Linked DNA regions of Homo sapiens: regions 2 and 3 are each linked to region 1. Evidence: chromatin contacts called from ENCODE Hi-C or POLR2A ChIA-PET data. All regions are on one chromosome and are shown on one strand. Each heading gives the region's core, a stretch centred on a gene start or an enhancer-like site at or near the end of the contact. The rest is flanking DNA. Distances are from core to core; before and after follow the strand shown. Region 1 overlaps RREB1 (ras responsive element binding protein 1). Region 2 overlaps LOC105374903 (a long non-coding RNA gene). Region 3 has its middle 29 kb from the start of LINC03055.

What was found. A loop is a pair of places that touch in the nucleus more often than their neighbours do. ChIA-PET counts read pairs that join two places held with the same protein, here RNA polymerase II (POLR2A). Pooled maps may share reads with other maps.
Region 2: a loop to region 1 is called in a pooled map, with 2.2 times the contacts of the local background. The contact joins two enhancer-like sites. A Hi-C loop is called at or near these places in 2 of 50 pooled maps. POLR2A ChIA-PET finds 5 or more read pairs at or near these places in 2 of 52 experiments (BJ and OCI-LY7).
Region 3: a pooled map shows a loop between it and region 1 (2.9-fold over the local background). The contact joins two enhancer-like sites. A Hi-C loop is called at or near these places in 2 of 50 pooled maps. POLR2A ChIA-PET finds 5 or more read pairs at or near these places in 2 of 52 experiments (K562 and OCI-LY7).

What each region holds. Positions count from the first base shown.
Region 1 is chr6:7,199,769-7,202,468 of GRCh38, reverse strand. The region is part of intron 6 of RREB1 (ras responsive element binding protein 1); the gene reads right to left. Among named protein-coding and RNA genes, the nearest start is that of RREB1, 93 kb to the right of the region's middle. RefSeq lists enhancers at 125-174, 225-374, 1,139-1,433. Within about 2 kb of position 1,433, at least 21 of the 41 ENCODE cell types and tissues checked have a DNase peak (open chromatin) inside an H3K27ac peak, as active enhancers do.
Region 2 is chr6:6,878,430-6,881,129 of GRCh38, reverse strand. The region is part of intron 1 of LOC105374903 (a long non-coding RNA gene); the gene reads left to right. Among named protein-coding and RNA genes, the nearest start is that of LINC03055, 5.9 kb to the left of the region's middle. Within about 2 kb of position 1,414, at least 4 of the 41 ENCODE cell types and tissues checked have a DNase peak (open chromatin) inside an H3K27ac peak, as active enhancers do.
Region 3 is chr6:6,855,447-6,858,146 of GRCh38, reverse strand. No RefSeq gene overlaps it. Among named protein-coding and RNA genes, the nearest start is that of LINC03055, 29 kb to the left of the region's middle. RefSeq lists an enhancer at 292-1,491. Within about 2 kb of position 1,411, at least 21 of the 41 ENCODE cell types and tissues checked have a DNase peak (open chromatin) inside an H3K27ac peak, as active enhancers do.

The DNA of each region.
Region 1 (2,700 bases), core at 184-2,683:
CCCCAATCCCCACACCTAAGCTCTGTAGGAGGAGGGAAGTGCTGAAGTCACGGGCCATTTCCCACTTCAGCTTGAAAGGCGATCACTTGAGGTGTCTTCAAGAAGGCAGGACCTAGTTACTTACTCACTTTCTGTGCAGGAGGAAGAGATGACTATCTTCATGATAGGGCAGTGCTAAGTCACTGCTACTCCTCAGCCAGTTCCAAAAGAGGAACAAGAAATGCACGGGTGGGGCCATCCCAGATGGTCGGCCATGCGCCCACAAGGGAAGTGGAAGGTGCCGTGGGCGAGTGCAAGAAGCAGCGTAGTGAAAAAGGAAAGCCACCCACTCTGGGGATGTTGTGTTATATTACTTACGGGCCACTGAGAAACTGCTGGCAAGGAAAGGGGAACCAAGATTGGAGAGAGAATGAATATAAATGAATCCAAAGAGAAATGTCACCTCCCAAGACCAACCAGGCGACAGAGCCCTTCTGTATGACCAAGGCCGTCTATAGCCACTTTTATCTAAAACGGATGGACATGGTGCACACATGGCCTCTGTTCTCCAGAGATGTCGAGGGAGGAACAGTACACCATCTACCAACAGAAACTGGAGAGGAGGGCCCCAGAAGAACCTGCAGCATGGCAGACCTCAGTTTTCCCACCCATAAACTTGGAACAGCAGTCCTCTTGAGCAAGCTGGGTTATATAAGCATGAAAAGGAAGAATTAAGTGCTGACACCACAGGACCAATGAACCCATTATGCAACTGAATCTCCGGTTTAAGGAAATACAAAATCTGTCTCCACTGAAGGCCAACAACCTTTCCACTAAGCATCCCAGAGCCCCAAGAGAAGCTGAGGATGGCCCACAGGCACACAGACATGCCAAAGGTGAGATGAGGATCCGTGTCATGAATACACAGGCTAAGACTTCAGTGCTTCCTGTTCATGTTTCAGTGGGGAGGGTGGGATGGGGGTTGGGGGGGGGGGACAATGTTGCCACTAATCACCTTCCTTAACACATCAGAAAAAGGTTGACAGTGAGTGGGCACGCTTCAGTGTTTGCTAGCACCAGCTTGTTCAGCCCGAACAGGTCGGACAGGTTGGATATTTAAACAAAGGCGGAAAAATGTAAGGTATAAAGCCCTGTGAAGTGCTACGGTGGAAATGCTGCCAGCTCCCTGCAGGTTTCATTTTGTGATCTAATGCTGGAAGTCAGGCTCCCTCTTGACTTTGCTACTTTCGAGTTATGAAACTAAACCGGACACACACTCAGGACCTGTTCAAAGTTCTCAGTGCATCAGACGAGGGGCATGGTGGGAGAGGACACCTGGGCATGTTGCATTCCGGAGCAGAGGCCAGCTCTCTGCTAGTCATCCTACCCCCAGCAAGCCCATCCCTAACCTTCCCTAACCTAATTTCTCACTCTCACCACTGCCTGCTGTTCAAGTGTGGGCAAGCACGATGTTCCAGATTCTGCTGCCATCCACCAGTTTTACCCGGTAAGACTGAGCTGCTGAAATACCTCAACAAGATATGTCAAAAATACTGTACTGCTTGCATTAAAGATAAAATTTATTTTGCATTTCCTTTCCAAAACACAAACTGACAACAACTCTGCTAAAACAGAAGAAAACTTAAGTTATAAATATTAGCATCCAGTTGGCCAAATGATAAAAAACTAATTATGAACCAGATCATAAATTTGAGAACCAGTGATAGGACGAAAAAGGCTTGATTGTTGCTTAACATGTCCACTGAGGGGACAGTGTCCACTTGGACAGTTTTATGATTGTTATGCTCTTTGGCATAACTGAACATGAACTTGGTCAATTCAATTCAGAGAGAAATTCTAAATCAAAAGTAAGCATCGGCCACAAGAGGTTTTTCAAATATTTCTTCAAAAATATAAAATAGGCCAGGCATGGTGGCTCACGCCTGTAATCCCAGCACTTTGGGAGGCTGAGGTGGTCGGATCACCTGAGGTCAGGAGTTTGAGACCCGCCTGGCCAACATGGTGAAACCCCATCTCTACTAAAAATACAAAATTAGCTGGGTATGGTGGCGCATGCCTGTTATCCCAGCTACTCGGGAGGCTGAAGCAGGAGAATTGCTTGAACCCAGGAGGCAGAGATTGTGCCATTGCGCTCCAGCCTGGGCGACAAGAGTGAAACCTCATCTCAAAAAAGAAAAAAAAAAAAATACACACACACACACACACACACACACACACACACACATATACACACATACATATATATATATACACACACATACATACATATATACACACACACATATATATAAAATAAGCTGTGCTGATTGTTAAAGGGTATTAGAAAAGAAAAAAACACAAAGTAAAAGGGAAAAATGTTTTGAGGAAGGTCAAGTCTAGCAAATAAAAAACAGGCTACACAAGAGACTGTCAATTAAAATTGGCCAACTTTTAGCTTTGATAATTTTCTTACACTTTTTATCTAATTTGAAGAATAAAATTCAGTGACAGATCACACTTGCCTACCCTTTTTCTCAGAGGATAGTGGCAGCTTTCGATTATTCACAGATTTCTAAAATGCAAAGTAAAAATTCTGGAAAGAACCACAGAATCTCATCTAATAGTATTAATGCAAATCCACACTAAGAAAGTATAAAAATAGGCCAGGCATGGTGGAGTGTGCCTGTAGTCCCAGCTACTCGGGAGGGTAAGGTGGGAGGA
Region 2 (2,700 bases), core at 165-2,664, 320 kb after region 1:
TTCACTGCTTCATCAGTAATGATAACCCACAATTTTAGCATACCTTTCAAGGGCAAAGGCTTCTTTCCTCGGTCTCACTTGGATCTAGGCATGGTCAAGGGGAAAGCTACGGCTAATGGACTAAAAGCAGAAGTATCATGTTCAACTTCTGGGAAGTAGTATTAAAGAGAGGGGGTGTGTCCTTATTTCTCTTTCCTACTTGCTGCGGGCTAGAATGTGGATGTGGTAGCTGGAGCTCAGTAGCCATTTTGGGCCATGAGGTAGAAGCTCTGTGTTGATAAGAAGCCTGGGTTCCTGACGATCTTGGCCAGTATTGCAACCCTGGACTGCTGACCGTTACTATTTATGTGAAAGCTATATAAACTTGCATTTCTTTTTATTTTTATTTTTTTTTTTTTGAGATGGAGTCTCACTCTGTCACCCAGGCAGGAGTGCAGTGTCACGATCTCAGCTCACTGCAACCTCTGCCTCCCAGGCTCAAGCAATTCTCCTGCTTCAGCCTCCCAAGTAGCTAGGACTACAGGCGCACACCACCATGCCCAACTAATTTTTGTATTTTTAGTAGAGACGGGGTTTCACTGTGTTGGCCAGGCTGGTCTCAAACTTCTGACCTTGTGATCTGCCCACCTTGGCCTCCCAAAGTGCTGGGATTACAAGCGTGAGCCACTGTGCCTGGCTACAAACTTGCATTTCTGACAAGCTATAGTTATTTTTGGGTTTTTCTGAAACTTACAAATGAACCCATTTCTACCTAATGTACCATGGAAAGTAAATACACACACACACACACACACACACACACACACACACACACGAGAAGAAACAGCATTGCTTGGCTTCAAATCCAAACTCCACTACTTGCTAAGTGCTGTGTGTCTTTAGACAAGTTTCTTAACATTTCTGTGCTTCAGTTTCCAAACTGAGAAACTGGGAATAATAATAGTAACAACTGTGTAGTTTTTGTTTGGCTGGGTTTTTTTGTTTTTTTGTTTTTTGTTTTTGGAGGAGCAGATTAAATGAGAGAATATATTTATTTAAAGACATAGAACAGTGGTCTATACATAGCAAAGATTTGATACATGTTAGCGACGATCATCATGTAGGCACCATCCACATTTTCTTTTTCTTAAAACAGACTTTCACACTATTGCCCAGGCTGGAGTGCAGTGGCACAATCTTGGCTCACTGCAACCTCTGCCTCCTGGGTTCAAGCGATTCTTCTACCTCAGCCTTCCCAGTTGTTGGGATTACATGCGCCTGTCACCGTGCCAAGCTAATTTTTGTGTTTTTAGTAGAGACGAGGTTTCACCATGTTGGCCAGGCTGATCTCGAACTCCTGACCTCAAGTGATCCACCCACCTTGGCCTCCCAAAGTGCTGGGATTACAGGCGTGAGTCACTGCACCTCTTGGCAAACCATTTACACTTTCATTTCCTCATACTCTGCCTCTCCATACTAAAGAGTTTTCCTCATACTCTGCCTCTCCAAAACTATAGGGTTTTACCAAATATGTTTCCCCTTATTTTGTTTTCATTTGATGACTTCCATTAATGTCCCAGAACACAAAAAGAAACCATGTTAAGAGTAGTCAAAATGCAGTTTATGCATAGGCAGCCAAGGTATTTTCTTCAGACAATCTGCTGTAAGGCATGGGGTTGAGGAATGAACTGTGTCTAGAAAAATGGGTCGCTGGGGTTTGCTCTGTGTTCTCAATAACTTCCCTGTTCTGGTTATGAGTTCTTAGATTGTGTAGAAACATAAACTTCATAGCAGTAAGCACTAATCAGTACCTAGAGAAAGAGTAGCCTTCTCTGCTTAGAGGTTGTCTTTCTCAGTTTCTAAAGAAGCCTAAGTTTGAATACCATCTGTTCATTTGTTTATTTATTGAGTTATTCATGGGGATACAAAGTTAGATAAGAAGGGGTCCAGACTCCTAAGATGCTCACAGTTGAGTAAAGAAGGCAGATGCAGCTGCATTTCCTGTGCCTCTCTGGACATGCCTCTTCTCATGTCTGGCTCTCTGAGCCATGGGTGTCAGTGGGTGATTAACAGTTTGCTAGCAATAAAAGGTGGGGTGGTGCTTCTGGGAACTGATCCTCCAGAGGCGTCTGCACACGTATGGAAGGATGTACGTGAGCAGTTATTCACGGCAGCATCTCTTGTAGGAGCAGAAGCCTGGAAGCAACCCAAGTGTCGTCTTTAGAGGACTGGGTAATCCGTGAACATCCCACACATGAATACTACACAGCAGGGCAAAGGAGCAGGGCTGCTGTCTGTGCACAGACCTGGCAAGCTTTCCAGAAAATGCCGTGAAGAGACAAAAGCAAAAAGCATTGAGTATATATAGCTGGTTATATTTTGTGTAAGAAAATAGCATCTGTGTCAGTATTTGCTTGTATTTTCAGGAAGACTGGAAAGATATCAGTGACCTTAGAGAATATAAAGTAAGATAAAGGGTAACTCTAAGTGGAACAAGTTTTTTTTTGTTTGTTTGAGATGGAGTCTCACTCTGTCGCCTAGGCTGCAGTGCAGTGGCGTGATCTCGGCTCACTGCAACCTCCGCCTCCTGGGTGCAAGCGATTTTCCTGCCTCAGCCTCCTGAGTAACTGGGACTACAGGCATGCACCACCATGCCCCGCTAATTATTTTGTATTTTTAGTAGAGATGGGGTTTCACCATGTTGGTTAGGCTGGTCTCAAA
Region 3 (2,700 bases), core at 162-2,661, 340 kb after region 1:
ATCTTGATTGGTTCAGAAGTTGAGGCATCCTGAAATTCTACTGGGTCCAGTCATAGCTGCATATACAATATACACCCTTCCCTTTGTTGGCTGTATGGGCATCTTTTTTCATTTCTTGATCTTTTCTCTAGTTGTTGCTTACAACACATCATAGTCAGACGATCAAGATTTATCCTCTCGGAATTTCTCTTAATAGTTCAACTGCTGGAGTCAGACAATTGAGTTCAAGTCTCACTTGCAAGCTCTGTGACCTTGAGCAAGTTCACCAGTCTTTCTAAATCTCATCTGTTAAATAGGCATAATAATGGTGCCAACTCACAGGGCTGGTGAGGATTAAAAGAGATTATTCACATAATGCCCTTAGCCCGGTGTCTGGCACTCAGTAAATTGTGACTGTATTTATCTCTCCTCTGCCAACCTCACCCTGCCTTCATACAGAGCCGTGCCTCCAGGGTGATCGGAAGCCTCAGCACCAGCATCCCCAGCAGCCTGTAAGAAATGCAAGTTTTCCATCCCACCTCGGACCCACACAGTCATCCCTGGGAGATCTATGTGTGGGACAAGTGTCAGAGGCACCCTACACTAGATTCTAGCTTCCTTCCACCTCCGGGTGGTTCTGCACACCAGCTCACACTTTGCTCTCAGGTCCTGCCCCACCTCATTCCTGGGAACAGTCCGGCTGCAGGTGTGGAAAGAGATGGAGGTAGATTCTGGGAAAGGGCTGTTGACTCAGTACTTCTGGATGGACCAAGGGCGTGGAGGGTATTTGGCCCATCCCTGCCTCAAGCACAGCCAGCAGAAAGGGGAACTGAAAGGAATTTCTGAGTATGCCTCAAGGAAGCCAGGGGAATTAAGCAAGCCCTTGGGGGAGGGGAAGGGCCTGAATCCCTGAATAAAGGTGAGGCAAGTCGGCTCTGGGATGCAAGCTTCCCAGTAAGGCTGCAACGGGATGCCCAGCTCCCTGATCAGCAGCTCTCCCTCTCCGTCACTCCACACCCTTCCGCCAGCCCCAGGGGACAGCGGCTGCATGTCCCAGCTGCACTGCCTGCTTTCCTCCACAGCTGTACCGGGAAGACAGTCCAGCCCCCACCCGTCACTCCTCTGACAAACGTTTGCCCTGGTCACCACGTATCTGGGTCATAACCAACAGATCTGCTTATTTGCCTCATATGGAAAGTTGTGAGCTCACTCAGGCCAGGATTTCAGTCATTCCTGCAACCACTATTTACCAAGTACACTGTGGCCAGGCTTCATCTGGGGGCCAGGATACAGCTGAGAACAAGGCAGACGAGGACCACAGCTAGCACCCCTTGTCCCGGCAGACTCATCCCACCAGCGGGGCTCGACTGATCCCCTTGCCTCTGCTCTCCCTCCCTAGGCTCCACCTACTCAGAAGTCCTCGGGCAGCATTTAAGGACACGAATCACCTGACTTCACTGCGGGGAAATCCTCTCACGGCATGACTTCCTGTCACAGTAGAATAGAACCCACGCTCCGACCCATGACCTACAGCTCTCAGCATGCTCACTCTAAGAGCTCTGCCAGCTTACAGCCCTCACGTCCTCATGGTGCCAGCAGCCTCCAAACCTGGTCCTGCGACACAGGATCTCTGTTGGTTCCTCATCCTGGGATGCTTTTCCCAGACCCTCCATGTCTAGCTCCTTCCTCCCATTATCTGACAGCTCTGTGGAATGCAACCCCACCCACCCATCATCACTATCTCCCATTCTGCCTTAGTTTCTTCCTTCGTTCTTCCTTTTCTTTTTGACAAGGTCTTGCTCTGTTGCCCAGGCTGGAGTTCAATAGTGCAATCATGGCTCACTGCAGCCTCAACCTCCTTGATCCTTGATCCTCCCATCTCAGCCTCCCAGGTAGCTGGGACCACAGGTGTAAGCCACCAAACCTGGCTAATTTTTGTTGTTGTTGTTTGCGTTTTTGAGAAAGGGTCTCACTCTGTTGCTCCCTGGGTTCAAGTGATTCTCCCATCTGAGCCTCCCGAGTATCTGGGACTATAGGCACGTGCCACTACGCCCGGCTAATTTTTGTTTTTGTTTTTGCTTTTGTTTTTGTTTGAGACTGAGTCTCACTCTGTTGCCCAGGCTGGAGTGTAGTGGTGCAATCTCCACTCACCGCAACCTCCACCTCCTGGGTTCAAGCGATTCTCCTGCCTCAGTCTCCCAAGTAGCTGGGATTACAGGCGCATGCCACTATGCCCGGCTAATTTTTGTATTTTTAGTAGAGATGGGGTTTTGCCATGTTGGCCAGGCTGGTCTTGAACTCCTGACCTCAGGTGATCCACCCACCTCAGCCTCCCAAAGTGCTAGGATTACAGGCATGAGCCACTGCACCCAGCCAGACTTGCTAATTTTTGTATTTTTTTTGTAGAGACGGAGTTTCACTATGTTGCCCAGGCTGGTCTTGAACTTCTGGGCCAAGTGATCTGCCAAAGTGCTGGGATTACATGTGTGAACCACCATGACTGGCCTGCCTTAGTTTTCTTAGTAGTATTTATCCCTGCCTAAAATTCTCTTCGATGACTATTGTCTTACACATGCATTTGTTTACTGATTTCTCTCCTTCCCTAGAACGTACAAGTTCCATGGAAGCAGAGACTTAGTTGGCTTGTTCACCACTCTATCTCCAATGCCTAGATGGTGGCTGGCACTCATGAGGAGCTCAATAAATATATGTTGAATGAAT